3 separate regions of the Homo sapiens genome follow, and all the other regions are linked to region 1. Evidence: chromatin loops called from intact Hi-C (ENCODE). Cell type or tissue: heart left ventricle. All regions are shown on one strand. Links, peaks and the distances in the headings refer to the core of each region. The heading gives the core; the rest is flanking DNA.

Evidence for each region. A loop is a pair of places that touch in the nucleus more often than their neighbours do. Peaks named below come from ENCODE experiments on the same cell type or tissue, not always from the same donor. Only the 100,000 strongest peaks of a DNase experiment are listed, where the experiment ranks them.
Region 2: a loop joins it to region 1, with 2.6 times the contacts of the local background. A loop is called at or near these places in 4 of 110 quality-filtered maps.
Region 3: it touches region 1 in a loop (2.2-fold over the local background); 10 of 110 quality-filtered maps call a loop at or near these places.

What each region holds. Positions count from the first base shown.
Region 1 is chr3:100,071,589-100,077,425 of GRCh38, forward strand. All of the region lies in intron 1 of CMSS1 (cms1 ribosomal small subunit homolog), which reads left to right. All of the region lies in intron 1 of FILIP1L (filamin A interacting protein 1 like), which reads right to left. Among named protein-coding and RNA genes, the nearest start is that of FILIP1L, 40 kb to the right of the region's middle. RefSeq lists a silencer at 1,269-1,348 and enhancers at 1,890-2,424, 2,425-2,959. In heart left ventricle, for the core only: no CTCF peak of the experiment used is centred there; a DNase peak (open chromatin) is centred at 2,653; H3K27ac peaks cover 2,500 bases.
Region 2 is chr3:100,183,148-100,188,984 of GRCh38, forward strand. It overlaps the pseudogene TMEM30CP. Among named protein-coding and RNA genes, the nearest start is that of FILIP1L, 72 kb to the left of the region's middle. RefSeq lists an enhancer at 3,218-3,512. In heart left ventricle, for the core only: a CTCF peak has its summit at 2,922 (motif pointing left); no DNase peak of the experiment used is centred there; H3K27ac peaks cover 1,243 bases.
Region 3 is chr3:100,166,420-100,172,256 of GRCh38, forward strand. It overlaps CMSS1 (cms1 ribosomal small subunit homolog), which reads left to right. Exons shown (of 10, transcript NM_032359.4): 6 at 1,319-1,421; 7 at 5,420-5,480. Among named protein-coding and RNA genes, the nearest start is that of FILIP1L, 55 kb to the left of the region's middle. In heart left ventricle, for the core only: no CTCF peak of the experiment used is centred there; a DNase peak (open chromatin) is centred at 2,992; H3K27ac peaks cover 1,011 bases.

The sequences.
Region 1 (5,837 bases), core at 1,110-3,609:
CCCCATTTTTGATGTCCTCGGGCCAGTGTTGGAAGTCAACTTCTGGACACATCTTTATCCTGGACAGATCTTCCTTGGTCCATTCTTAGGTCTTTCTTTTATTCTGCTCCATAATTGCTCTTTCTTGGCCAAGACTGCTCCTCCCCAAATGATCCTTGTCTGGCTCTACCTCCTGACTTTTCACCTCTTATTGTCTTCTTCCTGCCCTGGTCCCTTTTCCTGTCAGCTCTCAAGGCTTACACTTATTGGGCACCCAACTTCATTATTTCCCAGGTGTGAACCAGTGACCCATCAACCAGGTGTCTTCAGGGGGACTTTGCCATATCAGCTAATTACATTTTTACAATTTGGTGTCTTGATCGGCAGACTGAAACTGAAATATAGGGAACTCTCTCATCTGCAGCAGTTCAGAGGACCAGTTGTCTCCGTGGCAAAGTAATTAGCACGTTAGGATAAAACTGTCATCTTTGATGGACTTAAAACTGTCATTCTTCCAGAAGAGAAAGATGGACTCATCACCCACTTGAGCGTTACATGGACCATATTTTAAGACCAAACACTAGGCAATATGCTGTGAACTAAAGGTCTACTGATCTTGGCCACTGCAAATCTCATGTGCCAAAGTCTTTCAGCTCTATCTCCCCAAGCCCAAACCCAAGGATTATTCAGTCAGAAATAGAATGTGTGTAAAATTGATAGGAGATAATTTTCTCATTGGCCTCCTGCCCTAGTTCATTCTGTGCATTTCCAAATCTGGGCTCAAACTTGAACATGGCTCTGAGAGCTCTCCTTGATTCAGGCTTGGAGCTCAAGTAACAGAGTTGTCTCTGGCTGACTTCCTGGATTCCCCCCTTTCTAGATGGCCCTTAATGGTGCCTGATTTTCTCTTATGACTGATTTCATCAACTGAGGCATTTGCAGTGGTGCAATATCTTGCATTACTTTGTAAAGTTGTGACACCTTCTCTGGCATCCAGTTCCAGCATTTTAACTGTCAACCGACCATCGCACCCCACCTCCAATCCCCAGCTGGTACAGTCTTCTTTGCAACAATTAGGAAATCTTTATTGCCTTCCAGAAATATGGGATTGCTTGAACACAGCTGAAATACAGATTATCTACTGGACAGAGGTGATGAGGACTTATCACCTGACCTCACTTGATAATGTATAGTTATTTAATTGGGACAGCTTGCTAAAGAACAGAGGTTCTCAAATTCTAGGGACTCATGAGTCACTTCAATACAAGAAATAATCCTCTCCTTCCCCCATAAACTACCTACCCACTTCCTCTAACTTGTCACTGAAAACCTCGCCAGAAGAGTGAACACTGAGGCTGCTTTTGTCACAGGGTAGGGAGAATAATGATGATAGCATATGTTTGAAGAGCACTTTTTAAAGTTTTTTTTTACATCCACTTCCTTAATATATATCTTGATTAATATCAGAGGCAAAGCATAATTAGTTTATGTGTATGTTCATAATAAAATGGAAACCATCATGTTTCTTTCATCTGCCCACCACTTTTTAAGAATGCTGTTATATTATAGAACAGGGGAGAACTAGTACCAGGAGTCACAAATTATAGCCTGTGGGCCAAATCTGGTTTGCCACCTGTTTTTATAAATAAAGTTTTATTGGAACTCCACCATACTCATTTATTTATATATTATCTGACTATTTTCATCCTACAACAGAAAAGTTGAGTTCTTGTGATAGAGATTGCATAGCCTACAGAGGCTGAAATATTTACTATCAAGTCCTTCACAAAAAAAGTTTGCTGGCCCAGGACAGCAAAATGAAGCAAGCTGTCCTGTCATGAAAGTATACATTTAAATACAAATAGAGTAAATGTTGTCTGCAGCTTCCTCGAAAAGACTGGGGTAGAGGAGATTGCAGGGAATTGTAGGCTTAGGTCAAGAAAACAGAAATCTTGAGGTTTTCTTGAATCCAAAAAGAAATAAGGAACTTGGGTCCAGGATGCAAGAGAGGGAATTCTATGAGTAAATATCTTCATTTAGCACATTTTGTTAGAGCTCCTCAAAGAAGGCCAGGAAGTTTTTCATGCCAGTAATAAACCTTGAGGAAGCCTAGGAAATAACCCACTGGTCTGTCTTCTAACATGACAGCCGGTGTTCACTCTACATTCAAATGCAGAGTAGGGTGTGTGCCGGGCAAGATCTCCTGTTTGATTCCTCTGTGGGTCTTGTCTCCAGGAGGGCTTTATTAAGAATCTTTCCACTCACTCTTTTTAAGCTTATGTCCCTTTCCTTTTAAAACACCAGAATTCAACATTCATTACCTTTCTTCCCTTTGATTGCCCACTGAAGTTTTCACAGAGGAAGTAATGGTTTTCCTGTTTCCTTTCGGTGTGGCCATTTTGCACGCCATGGTTCTCCTTCCCTTTTTTCAGTCTTGCATTCAAGTAAAAGCAAGTCGTCTTCTACTGTTAACTGCGGGAAAAGGTTTGTGGGGGCCTTTTTTTTCCCTTCCCTCCTCCACAACTGGAAAATATGAGGCAGATCTTGTTTATGTATGCTGTAACCTCAAAAAGAGCTGATACGCTGTTGTCATTAAAGAAGAATCCCAAGCTGTTTATCCTGCAGTGGAGTCCGAGAGCTCTAAATCTGACAGCCCCCCTGGGCCTCCAGGCACAGACTGTGGAGAGCTCTTCGCTGCTTTCCCAGGCCAGCTCCAAAATGCAAGGCAAAGGTTTCCGTTGCTGAATCCCTACACTCTGGGAACAGACAAGATGTCAATGTTGTGGCTTTATTAAAAATCAGAGGCTTTCTTCCCTTGTATTAACTTGTTCTTTGAAATCTGTTTTCCAGAGGCCTTTTCTACTCTAAAATGTAACTTGAATACCCATCTTTCTGCTACATTTTTCTCTGTGGATCTCTTATCATGTTCCAGAAATCATTTTGCAAATTTATTCTATAGCCAGTATGTTTGGCAAAATTATAATAAAATAAGCTTTCTTATTTATCTAAAAACTAGTAAAAACTATGCTTGAGAAATACATCTTTCTGTTGAAGTTTGGTTCCCAATGTTTCTTTTAATCTTATTTTCTATGCATGTGCAACATTTGATTTTTTTTTTTTTTTTTTTTTTTTTTTTTTTTTTTTGAGACGAAGTCTCACTCTGTTGTCCAGGCTAGAGTACAATGGCACGATCTTGGCTCACTGCAACCTCTGCCTACTGGGTTCAAGCGATTCTCTTACCTCAGCTTCCAGAGTAGCTTGGATTACAGGTGCGCACCACCACTCCTGGCTAATTTTTGTCTTTTTAATAGAGACAGGGTTTCGCCGTGTTGGCCAGGCTGGTCTCGAACTCCTGACCTCAAGTGATCCACCAGCCTTATCCTCCCAAAGTGCTGGGATTACAGGCATGAGCCAACATGCCCGGCCTGATTTTCTTTTATAATAATGATTTTTTATAAACCTTTGTTTGTATAAAGCTATTTTAATTGCTTATATTTTTTTAGGATATATTTTATTGGTCTATGTTAGTTCCCTTTGTTTTGGTTTATCCTGGGGTCAAACCCAGATTCTCCCTACAAGGATTACATTAGATAGAGATCGTCAAAACCAGAAATGATCAACCTGAAACACTTCCTGGTCAGCTTTTGCTAAAAGAAGATATATCAATGCAATATGATTACCTTTCAAATAATGGACTTCTAATGACACAAGAGAACAATCTAGAGCATGCTAGTTGCTGCCACAGAAATGGATACAGAGACAACCCACAGTCTGGTTCTCATCCTCGTGTCCTTTACCCTACAGGAGAGAAGGGCTTATGATAACGAGCAGAGATTCCACTTTTATTTTAGGAAGCTTAGAGGTTAGGAAGACCATAATTTGTTCTTTAAACATCTCTTGCATTTTTATAAGTTCTCTTACCTTCAAAGCTTTATTCGAAGCTTCGGGTTTTTGCTTTTTACTTCATATCCCAATCTTTGTCTTCTCTTTTCTTTTTCTTTTTTTTTTTTTAACTGTCTCCTATACCCACTGATGGCAGACTCTGTTTTCTTTTATCTTCTTTTCCTTATTACACAAGAATTAAATGAAGCAACATCTATAATATAAATTCTCGGAAAAATTACACAACATGGTAATAACTAATTATAAAGGCAATTTATAGATTTGGGGAGAATTTCATCCCACAGTGATAGTAACATCGTTGGACCTGAAACCAGGACCTATTGATGACTGACCTGGGGCAATTTATCTCTGAGCTTGACTTTTCTTATCTATAAACTTATCTTAAACTCTACAAGCTTCTTGAGCTAATCCTTCTGGGGTATTAGGATTCGATTCAGGAGAGCTGAGTTGGAGCCTAGAAATCTTCATTTCTGATAAGCTCTCCAGGCAATAGGCCCTCAGACCTCACTTTGAAGACACAAAACTATGTAATTTCTAAGATCATTTCCTGCCTAAAATTCTGTGATTCTGAGTCTTCTTTCAACTACATGGCTTTGGGCAGGGCTGATGCTTCCTGGAAACTCACTGTTTCATCTGCCATATGTATAATTAAGAAATATATTTGTTAGTTATCTTGCCCGGAAAACCCTTAAAAATGTAAACAATAATTTTGATCAGAGTTAAGTACCTCTTTTTGTCACTGCTCAGTGGAGGCTTGTCTGTTTCATTCCTTTAATCTCTCATCATATGCTTATCTCTGTAAATATATTTTTCCCTCTCTAAAGGCCTCTCAGATGCTTTTCATCTTTCTGAAAGAATGTTTAAAGCCAAAGTCCAGGTGCTTACACTTTTGGACTTAATAACTGAGCTGTTTTTACTCACCACCCGCCCAACACCCTTCTTTTTCTTTTATCATTGTCAGCATGTGCTGAGCCCCTCTGATGGACAGCTTCACATCTACTTTATGCTTTGCTATTTCTGTTATATTGCAAAATCCTATCTAATCTGTGGGTTACAGTATCTATCTGGTTGCTTTTGACATGCTTTCGAGGTTTCATCCCCACTGAATGTCAGTCTTCTGAGTTATTTTTTCCTGGATACTTGTACTTAATTGTATTTTGCCAGACTGAACTCACTGTGTACTTTACTGTTCATTTTTCTGATCTCCAGGGATCCATGAATATTGTTTGACTTCACCTCTGTTTCTTCTACCATCTCCACCTTTAGTGCCATGTGAGGAACTTATTAATGTAACGTCTTCTCAGATTTCCAGGTCATTAATAAAGTTGTTTAATAAGATCTTTTGTGCAGCCTGGGAATTAGTCAGACTTACTCAGTATTTACAGCTCTGCTATCATTTCTTGCCCACTATTATGTCCTGTGTAGTTAAGGATGCAATAGAGACAAAAATTACTTTTCAAATTACAGTTCCTGCAAGAGATGTCTCTTCCCAGAAGACCCTTTACTGTTCCACATAAGAAATCAAAACTCTCATTTAATTAGAGAGGGCTTTCGGAACAAGGCTGGCCAGGGTACGCTTACATAAGCTTGTTTGCAGATTCCGGTTAGGTCTCCCAAGGTCACAGACAGCTGTGTTTTGCATTTAGCGTCCTTTGAAAGAAGAGTGGATGCTTGGATAGCTTGTACTTGACATGCAAAGAACTTAGGAACTGCATACTTTCACATGTTGCTCGTAGGTTCCAAGCAAATGGGAACACACCATCATGCAGAAACTCTCTATCTGCCGTTATCCTGTGAGCTCCCAATCAGTGATGCATGGTGTTCTTAAGAAGTAGACTCAGGCAACAGCCAAAGTCATTTCTTTCTCTTACAATCTGAGAAGCAAGTATGTTTGTACTTCACTGAGAGTGTTTCAGGACAGCAACCAGTTTAAAAATAAGAGTAGTTAAACAAAA
Region 2 (5,837 bases), core at 1,654-4,153, 110 kb after region 1:
ATGTCTGCTAATGCCTGAGAAGGTTATCTACAGTGGTTAAGGAAAAATGAAGACAAGTTAGAAATCACTTTAAAATTTTTCTTTTTTTCCTTTTTTTTTTTTTAAAGATGGGATATTGCTCTGTCTCCCAGGCTGAAGTGCAGTGGTGCCATCATAGCTCACTGCAGCCTCAAACTCCTGGGCTCAAGTGATCCTCCCACCTCAGTCTCCCAAAGTGCTGGGATTACAGGCATGAGCCACTGCACCTAGACTTTGAAATTTCTAGTGATGCCACAATACAACAGCTGTTAACAAATTGTTGTATTGGTATCAATCTAGAACAGTGATTCTCAAACATGGGTAATAGAGGCCGGGGATGCAACTAAACATTTTACAATCTTACAGGACAGCCCTCACAACAAAGAAATATCTAGCCCAAGATGTCAGTAGTGCTGAGAAAAAGAACCCTGTTCTGGAAATATTGAAAGGCAATGCATATGAGGTATATTTGCACATTGAAAGTAGATTTATTTAGAAGAGAGGAATAGATGAATATAAAAGTACCTGGAGAATGTATATCTAGCTGTCTCTCAAGAATATTGTCCCAGAAATATTTGTACTTACTACCTGTGATGGCTAATTTTAATGTGGCAACTTGGCTAGGCCGTAGGATACCCAGATAGTTGGTTAAACATTATTCTGGGTGTTCTGTGATGGTATATTTGCATGAGATTAACATTTAAATGGGTAGACCTGAGCAAAGAGGATTGCCCTTCATAATGTGAGAGGGCCTTGTCCTGTCAGTTGAAGGCCTCAATAGAACAAAAGACTGACTCTCCCCAACCCCCCAAGAGAATTCTGCCTGACTGCCTCCTAACTGAAACATTGGCTCTTCCTGATTCTGTGGCAGCCTGTTGGCCTTCAGACTTGAATTGGGACATCAGCTTTGCAGATTTTGGGCTTTTCAGCCCCATAATCATGTGAGCCAATTCCTTATAATATATATATATATGGTCATATAATCTCCTGTTGGTTCTGTTTCTCTGGTGAACCCTGAGTAATACACTATCTGTGAAGCTCCTTTTAGTCTGGGATTTGAGTTAGTTGGTTTTGTTGTTTTATAAACAGTCTAAGAAATACTATTCTCATTGGTTTTTTGCTGTAATTACCCTCTTGCTAGGCATTATCTATGTAATATAATGCCATCCAATCCAATGTTGGAATAAGTATTTGAATCACAAACATACCCCAATGTTGTGTAGGTCAACCCTGTTCTTATAATCTAATCTCATAGCCTTTTACTGCCTTTTAAACCCAAGCTCTTGACCATGTTTTATTTAGTAAAACAAATGGTAAATGTTAACTAGAAGTGTTCACTGCCATCTCCTCACACAAGGCTGTTTGATACCAACAACCGTACTAGTTGCCACCTCCAAATTAGATTCAAATGTCATGCTGAAAATTTCCCGTTGGTATTTTGCTTTTTATACAGTTTGTAAATGGAAAGCTTTAACTCCGAATTGGAAACTTCCTAGTGTAAGCATTTGCATCAATTTTGTATTCTTTCAAACTAGGTACATTTGCCAAAGTCATTACTTTCTTTGATACAAAAATAGTCCAGGATGGCTTCTCTGACTAATGTAAATTAAAAGGGAAGATTAGAAATTCACATGCTCCCTAATTTTAAAAATTCTAATTCTAAATCCTAAATGCCAGTTTTAAAAGAAGTAATTATTAATTATTAATGGCCTAAGGAAACTAATGTTAGTGGATTTCTAACAAGGGAAAAAACCCAAAACCAGACCTAATACTGTACTTCAATATTGAACATCTCATTGATTATCTTCCTCTTCCTTTCTCTTGTCTCATTTGGGGTACCCCAAAGCATGCACTTAAGACAGCTTAGGAGGAGATGTTTTTAATCCACATTTTCTACTAGAGCCTTTTTTGTGGATGAAAAAGAAATTGGAAGCTGCTGAGATGAGACATCTGTGTTCTACAATTTCCTGTTTGCTGCTCTCTTCCTCATTATCACAAATAGCAAAGTTAGCTATGATCTGAGAGTATTTTTCCAATTTAGTTTATATTCATGTTAAGCAACAGCCACATTTGGAGAAAAGCTGACAGCCCTTTTATTTTTTTTTATTAATCTCCAAGGATTTAGGCAAGTTCCTAAAGATAAATCCATTTCCCCCTCTCAGGAAGGGCTTGCCTTGAATTACTCACCAAATCCCAGAAATAGCCCATCGTGATTGCTTCCTAGTGTCACCAGATGTTGGTTTCTGCAGACCTTGCTGGGGACTATCCATCCTAGGCATGACATTTAACACAAGAACCTTTTTGATCCTAAGTCAGTTATACTCAGTAATGGCTGGTTGGAGACAGCTGAGCTCCTGCTAAATACCAGCTCTGGTTAAGGAATAATCCGGGAAGCAGAAAGACTTTGCAACTTCAAAGGAAGGGTTCACATAATTCATTTCACATTACCATTATGTGGTATTACTATGAGTAAAAATGTTCTAAATGTCCCAAAAGTATCCGAGTCACCTGCAGGACCGAAATGGAGGAGAGAGCACAGCACTGCCTGTCCAGATTACTAGACAACTCTGCCCTGAAGCAGCAGGAGTTACCCATCCACCGGCTATATTTCACGGCCAGGAGAGTCCTCTTTGTCTTTTTCGCAACAGGAATATTCTGCCTTTGTATGGGCATCATCCTTATATTGTCTGCAAGGAGCACTCAGGAAATAGAGGTTTGTCCCATCTTACAATTTGAATGCAGTTTCTGAGAATGTTCAGCTTTGGCACCATACGTGAGAATGGTTAGTTTGAGAACACAGGCCCTCAAGAGGGTATGGATAAGACGGGAACATCCCTGTTTCTGCTGGCAAGCACAGATGGTGACAGAGCCTGTGTAGAGTGGCTTTGTTCATCTCTGCTCCCTCTTGAGGGCAGTTACTCTCATGCCAGTGAGCTCAGACATATTTGTGTACAAGGGATTGACAAAGTTAGAAGCTTTTTTTTTTTTTTTTTTTTTTTTTTCCGAGATGGAGTCTTGCTCTGTCACCCAGGCTGCAGTGCAGTGGTGCGACCTTGGCTCACTGCAACCACCGCCTCCTGGGTTCAAGCAATTCTACTGCCTCAGCCTCCCTAGTAGCTGGGATTACAGACGACTGCCACTATACCCGGCTAATTTTTTTGTATTTTTAATAGAGATGAGGTTTCATCATGTTTGCCAGGCTGGTCTTGAACTCCTGGCCTCATGATCTGCCCGCCTTGGCCTCCCAAAGTGCTGGGATTACAGGCGTGAGCCACCATGCCTGGCTGAAGCTTTCTTTTTTTTTTTTTTTTATGCTGGCAGGGAAGAGAGCAAGTGACCAATAGGGGAAGAAGGAGAGTCAAGGCCACATGACTGCCAGAGACCCATGAGTCATATTGATAAAAAGAGTAAAGTGTCCAAGATACAGATCTTCAATATTGCCCCACATTCAAGCATTGTGTCTTTCCCTTTGCAAATGAACTCCCTCTGAGATCCAGGAAAGACAAGAGCCCAAGTCTTTCTGGCATCTTAAGGATATTTAGCAAAGCTAAGTTCTACTCAGAGTGAGAAAAGCTGGTGCTAAGGGCAGACCTCTCAGGCACAAGCCTTTTGCCAACTTAATAAGCTGTTGGAGGATGAGAATCCCTGAAGCTGGTCTAGAGAGGGAAGACAAGAGCTAGTCTAAGGCTTGATTGGCCATGCCCATATTCAGTCTAATTATTAAGTATATGTTTCATCCATATCAACTCCAGGCAGATTTCTGGACATCCCAGACCGCATGAGCTCCACTCTGCAAGAAGTAACCATGGAAAGCTGATCTATTCCCTCTCCCGACATGGCTGCTGGCAAAATTAAGATTAAGGCCAAGTCTACCAACATTGGTTTAAAATTTATGAGTGTCGCCTGGGTGCGGTGGCTCATGCCTGTAATTCCAGCACTTTGGGAGGCTAAGGCAGGCGGATCACCTGAGATCAGGAGTTCAAGACCAGCTGTGGTGAAACCCTGTCTCTACTAAAAATACAAAAATTAGCCGGGCATGGTGGCACATGCCTGTAATTCCAGCTACTCAGGAGGCTGAGGCAGGAGAATCACTTGAACCTGGGAGGCAGAGGTTGCAGTGAACAAAGATTGTGCCACTGCACTCCAGCCTGGGTGACACAGCGAGACTCCATCTCAAAATAAAATAAAATTTATGAGTGTCTGAAGGTGCCTACAGGTTCTGTTGACTATGCAGATGAGTAAGATGAGGAAGAGTGGATTTGTGCCCTCAATGAGCTGAGAACAGAATAGGTAAAATACTACGTGGTAAGAACAGAGAGCTTAGCCAGCTGCCTCACCACCCTCTTCCTTGCACATTGCCCAGTATGTGATAGGCACACACTTATTGAAAGAATGGACTAGGTCAGATAGTGCGGAACCCAAAGAGGAAAATGTCTTTTCAGGCTCTACTCTTCCTCCCAAAGCACACTGCTCTGTTGCCTCTCTACTTAACATTTTTTCCTCCCCACTTCCAGCTCCCACCGCTTATCTCCCTAGGAATTAAATGACAGCAAGACCTCCAGTGTTATATGTAAACTCCCACCAGGCTCCACCATGTGGCACAGGCAAAATGGCAGGAGGAGATGAATCTTGCCTTGCTGAAGGGGATAGCAAAGGAATGGGCTCACAACGTTGATGTCCATTTCCACGGAGTTCATGCAATTTACTTTTCTACTTTCTTCCTCACCAATCCCTTTCGTTCTGGTTCTTCCTTCCATGTCATTCTTACTCCCTCCCTTGCAAACCTGCCCCCCACCCCCCCACTGTGGAGTGCAGCCTTCACTAAGAGGTGCCCATGCATGAGAAGGTGACCTCATTCCATTACCAACTATTGGCCATGGCCCCTCCACAAACAGAATGCTTTTATCTCATGAAATCTATGGGCATTTTCCAACTAACATTGTTTCTTTAGTTGCTTCAGACAGGATTGCTTCTGACACTTCATTTTTATACTCGAAAACCAGTGTTTCATTAACCAGTGTATCACTGGGTGATAATATAGAGTGCACACTCCAGGCCAATGTGATCAGGCACAAACATCATAGAAAAGACTTCTGAGTTAGCCTTTCCTCTTCTCACTCAGCCCTGGGACACAAGGATGTGCTCTCTCTGCAGTTCACTTTAAACAAGAATAATTTCTGCCTCTCCAAAATTCTATGACGAGCAGACTGTGATCTTTGCTCCATCTCATAGCTATTCATGTACAAGTCCACTCAAGTAGCAAACTGAGGATACCATCATTGCATAGACAATAGATAAGGGATATTTTTTAGGCAAGAAAGCACCATAGATATCAACTACTCAAAAATTATTTGATCATGAAATATTTTCTTGAATACTACATTGATAGAACTCACAAGAGGAATTCATGAAGTAGCATGTATACTACAATGACCTCACAGATCAATTAATTGCTGCATGAAATGATGCTGATGGGCGAAATGTGGACTCTAGAGGTTAAGCACTTAACTCAAGGTCAGAGATTGGCTGAACTAGAACCCCAGTTTCCTCAGTCACCATTCAGTATGCTGTCTCTCCATTGGGATACAGCCCTGTTCTTTAATGCTTTTTATAAATTGAAATGTAGTCTACAAACAGAAATGGCATAAATATTTTCAAAATAATAGTTCAAGCCTTGCTGTGTATTTAAAGAATGATTTAGCTACATATAAGCATCTAAGTACAATGAAGTGTAGCATTTTCACTAGTCTTCAATTTAGTGTTCACACTTCACCTTTGGGCTTCAAAACCCTTAGTAGCTTTACAAGGATGCAAATTCC
Region 3 (5,837 bases), core at 1,629-4,128, 95 kb after region 1:
TTTAAACTCATTCTTATTTTGCTCTGGTTTTGGGAATTTAGGTTTTGGTCTCGTTTTTGTTTTATAACACATTAGGCCATTATTGCTCTAGGAATCCAGAGAATGGTGTTCTAGTCCCAGGTCCCCCACCAATTTGCTGTTTGACCTGAGACGAGTCACTGAGTACTCCCCTGGACTTAATTTCCTATCTGAAAAATAAGGAAGATGGACTATGTGATATGTGTTCCATCTGTGAGATTCTGAAATTCTGTTTGCATGTTTACCACTCAGACCATGGCTATTGTGAAGTCAATCTAATTTTATCTTTTCAAAATTTATTTTTTGGGAGGCTGGAGAGGGACAGGGTCTCACTCCATCTCCCAGGCTGGAGTGCAGTGGGTCTGGTCACAGCTCAGTGGAGCCTCAACCTCCTGGGCTCTAGCGATCCTCCTGTCTCAGCCTCCCAAGCAGCTGGGACTATAGTTGTGTGCCACCACAAGCAGCTAATTTTTTTTTTTTAATTATTTTTGGTAGAGACAGGGTCTTTCTATGTTGCCCAGGCTGGTCTCAAACTCCTGGGCTCAAGAGATCCTCCCCACTCAGCCTCCCAAAGTGCTGAGATTACAGGCATGAGCTACTGTGTCTGGCCCTTCAATATGTATTATATGTAGCCAGCAGTAATTAAATTATTCATATCAACTGTTCATTTATTCATGGCCAGCAATGAAATAGTTTAGATATAGGGAGTTTCCATTCTTCTTTCAAACTACAAGCAATTCTGATGACACTCAACTTGAGTTCATAAACCTTTCTCAGCTTCAAATTCAGAAAATGTAAATCTAGGTAATAATAGAATCAAACTCACTAGATTATGAGAACTAAAAAGAAAATGTATGTAAAGTGCTTAGCACCATGTCAGTATTTAGTAAATGTTTGCTGTTTTTAAATGTTTGTTCCATTTTATATCTTATGTTGAATGTCCCTTTAAAATTTAACATGATTGAATCAGCATTTGTTTCCTATTTAATCAACATTGTCTTCAAGTATCAAACCTAAATTAAAATATCAAAAATGTAATATTCCAAATTTTTTTACTTAATTTTAAAATTAGTCACATTTAGGGACTTGGTATGTTTGTTTTGTGTTACAAATTAATGATACTTTATTTTAATCTAATATTTACAATAACCAGAAAATTGAATTACAATTGTAATTATAATGAACCATGCTTACTATATTTTGTTTTGTTTAAATACTCAACAAAGAAGAAATGCTCAACTTGGGAGGTGTGCCCTGTTTTGCCATATTTCAAATAATTGTTTTCTGTTCTTTTTTCCAGTTTGTCCTAAGTGGGTAAAACTTAGGAAGAACCACAGTGAGAAGAAATCGGTCCTGATGCTGATCATCTGCAGCTCGGCCGTCCGAGCCCTGGAGCTCATTAGGTTGGAAGGTTCACCTATTCCATATCATAAATGTTTTCTGAATAACTGATATATGCCAAGCTATTATGTTCTATGTGCTGGAGATGTAGCAATAAACAAAACAGAGTCCCTGCCCTCATGGAATTTATATTTCAGTGGGGGAGACAGATAATAAACAAATGAAGATACATTATAACGTCAAGTACATTGATAAGTTATGTAAGGAAAAAATAAAGCATGGCAAAGGGATATAAGTAGATCAGGACTACTTTTAAAAGGGTGGTCACAGAAAGCTTCTCTAAGGAGATGACAATTTGATCAGAGACTTGAACAAAGTGAAGAAGAAAGCCCAGCAGCTATCTGGAAGAAAAGCATTCCAGGTAGAGGGGAGAGTAAGCACAAAAGACCCCAAGATAGGATGCCATTATAGGATTTTGAGGACTTACTTGATCTGAATCATCATTTTAAAGGTTCACTTTGGCTGCTGTGTGGAGAGCACACATTATAGAGAGCAAGGGTAAAAGCCAGATCATACCCCAAACAACCAGTTAGAAGAAAAGATCTGACTTAAAATAGTAACAAGAAAAGACAGAAGCCGGGCACAGCAGATTGTGCCTATAATCCTATCACTTTGGGAGGCTGAGGTGGGAGAACTCTTGAGCCCTGGAGCTTGAGACCAGCCTGGGCAACATAATAAGACCCCATCTCCATTATAAAAAGAAAAGATAGAATACCATGGAATATACTTACCAAAACTTATGTACAGACAACATCATCTAAGGGATGCAGAAAACTTGGACAATCAAAAATGTATACCATATTCTTGAACAGGAAAACTCAATATTGTAAGGATGTCTGTTTTACTCAGGGTAGCCTTCAGATTTCACACATTCCTAGTAAAACTCCAATAGAATTGTGTTGTTTTTTTTTTTAACTGGATAAACTAGTTCTGAATTCTTATGGGATAATATACAACTAAAAATAGGCAAAGAAATTCTGAAAAAGAATACTAATGAGAGGATTATATTCCTAGAGATTACAAATTATATATATATATATATACACACACACACATATATATATACACATATATATACACACACACACACACGCACTCTGAAGTCTCAATAAAATAATTAACAGTATGGAACTGGCACATGCATGACAGATCAGATGAGTGGAACAGAATTGAAAGTTCAGGATCAGACCCAAATGCATATGAAAATGTAGCATATGCCTAAGGTGACAAATCAGAAATCAGTAGGGAAAGACGGATTGTTTAATAAGTGGTGTTGGAACAACTGAGTAGCCATCTGGAAAAATAAAGTTGGATTCATATCTCACTTATAACAAGATAAATTCCAAATGGAATAAAAACTTAAAGGTAAAGATTATGTTTTAAAGATAATTTGTCAGTGCTTTACTAAGGGCTTGCACATACGTTTTCATTTACTATTGTTTTTGTAGAATAAACAAAAAGGCTTCCACTGGTCAGTGGTAATATTCAGCTTTCAGAGAAGAGCCGTGAGAGTCAGATGGGATTTGCTAGGACCAGCTCTCTCTGAGAGCCTGGCTCTGGGCCAGGCTTTGACAGGAGACAAAACAAAGGAAAATCCAAGTCCTGAAGAAAGAGGAACTTGGTCAAATAGACTAAGGTGCAAATCTAGATATTCAATAGTTATTTACATCTGTTTTTTCTAAATGAACTAATCTAATCATGAATTTAGAAAAGTAGTTGTTAAACTGAAATAGTCCTTCAAACCCTCCTTTCTCCACTGAAGTGGAGACACACATTAAATTGTATCACATTATGCACACACATTAAATTGTAGCATATAATCTCCCAGTGAAACACTTGTGTTTCTTTCCATTTTTTCTGCTCTAAACATAATTATCTTGAAGATTCCAACTGCTTCCGGGCAGCTGTACTTGCCGGTCCTGAAATCATGGGAATTCACACTGACTTTTCAGTGCTTTAAAAACTACCTCATTTCACATTCAGATGCTAAGGGCAAAGAGTGTGGCCTGGAGGTGGACTCTTAAAATAAAGCTATCAAATTGATTTGAACTTTTGTTATACATAAATTCCTTACTGAGGGCATAAAAGTACTGTGTTGTCACACTTCATTTACCAATTTGCAGTATTTTTTTGTGTCCCCAGTAATACTATGATCCATTTCAAGGTTAGGTGATTTACAAAAGGTGATTTCTGAGTAGGCACAACAAGCCCTATTCATAAAGACTAATATTTAATAATTCTAACTTTTATAAGAACATCTGTTCTATTGAGAGCCATGACTTATTTTAAATTGTCTTCCTGGTTAACCTTGCCATGGAGAAAGCTTATGTGTAAGTAAAAACTTGAGGCAACAGAACTTGTATAGCATGATTCACTATTTTGCAAACTCATATGTTTTTACAGGTCAATATTTCTCAAAATATAATAATGATATATGAAGGAAAGTAGAAAACCCATGTTAGGTCTGTCCTCAAATATAGATGATATATAGAAATACATTGAACAAATGAGAAACAGGTTGTGAAAATAGAAGCAAGGAAAAAATAAAGAACAGAAAATTAGGTGAAGCGAGCTAGAAATGGTGCTGAAAATCACATCGATAAATCCCTGTGCAGTTGCAAAGGTGGCCCCAACTGGGGGCCTGCACTTTCCAACAGCCAGGATCTGTTGGGAAACATTATCAGTTGCCAGATTGATGACATTCTGTGGGTTTAAGAAGAAAAAAAAAGAGTTCCCTGAGAAATAGTTTTCCCCTCTGTGACATAGTGACAGCAGCATTCTCAGTATCATCTGTACAACAAAAACCCTGGACAGATAATGTTATGTGGCTGTTTATAGAGCAGCTGTTGGTGCCAGCTGAGGACCTGATGCCAAAGTAGAGGTAGAAAGGCAGGCACGGCAGGTGCACCAGCGCCGTCTCAGCCCTCAGAGCTGGTGGTCTGGATTGTTGTAGATAGATCTAGCTTCTTGACTACCTAGAAACTAAATGGACTGCCTGTCCTACTGGTGTAAGCCAGAGACTGTAAAGTGACAACTCAAAGGCTAAGTTTACCCTACAAGTGTTTGGCACCTAAAAAATTTGTGAGTGACTTGCCCATATTTAAAATCAGATTGCACATATAAAAATCTAGATTTCTGGCTTCTCTAAAAATCAGAGAGTCTTAGGCCCATAGTCTCACATCATCATAACTGGCAAAGCTGAGCACTAGTTGACCCCTTTACGGGGGGCATCACTCTCAAGTGCCCCTCAGTCTTCACCCCTGCTTCCCAGATCACCTCATTTACAATAACCCCCTGCCCTCATAGCTTTAATTCAGCCAGTCCTTTGTGTCAGTGGTTTCTTCTTACTTTTTTTCCTTCCTTCTTTGCTTCCTCTTTCCCTTCCTTCCTTCCTTCTTTTCCTGCTTTTTGGCTGAAGCTTCATTTCCACCTATAAAATTTTATAGAGGAATTTAGTCTACAAAGTAGATAAGAAAGGACAGCTGTGATAGAAGGATAGAAGCCCCCCCTCTTCCCCCTTTCAAGCTCATCTCCTGGCTTCCCTCATGGCCACCACAGGCAGACCTTTGTAGATGCCCTTGGCTCCACAGAGAACGAGCTGACATCACCGCTCCAAGATATCTTTTGCAACCAAATTTTGTATGAGAACTGCACTGCATAGTTGGAAGATGAATTTTCTGCCAGGGACCTGAAATACAGGAATTCTGTATTACAAATGAAAGGCAGGTCATGTGTTTCAGTAATCAAGGAAGCCTAAGTAAGGTTGACCTTGTGTATGGCAGTGTAAAGCCAACCCAGATATGTGCCTGAATAAAAGGCCACCCCACTCTCATTGCAAAGATTGGCTAACCTGCAAATCTCAGAATTTGTATGTACATATGCACATATATACACACGTATGCACACATCCTTTGAATAAAGCAAGACATAATACTTAAGTAGTCATCGTGGCCTAGAATGAGTTGGTTTTCTTAAGCATTCACCTGCTTCTTTTCATTAGGTCGATGACAGCATTCAGAGGAGACGGCAAAGTTATAAAATTATTTGCAAAGCACATAAAGGTAAGCAAGGGCCTGTGTGATCCCTAAAGGCCTCTCCCAGACCTCAGCTTTTTTCCTTTCAACCTCTTCTCCTAATCTCCTTAGCACATATTTTATTGAGTTCCTTCCTTATGTAACATTTAACAACTTTTCTGGTTTTTTAAATTCTATGCTTCTGCATACCTACCTCCCCAGTATGGCAGTCGCTACTGCCATGCTCTGTCCCTGTATAGAACCTGAGGCTTGACCCTTTGATTCCTTGAAGATTACCAGTTTTCTAGGGATATGCTCATCTCTGCCCTGGAAGTCGACCCTACACAAGGGTAGCTCCATTTGTATTTCACTTTCTTAACTTTGAGATAAAATGTTCTAAATTGG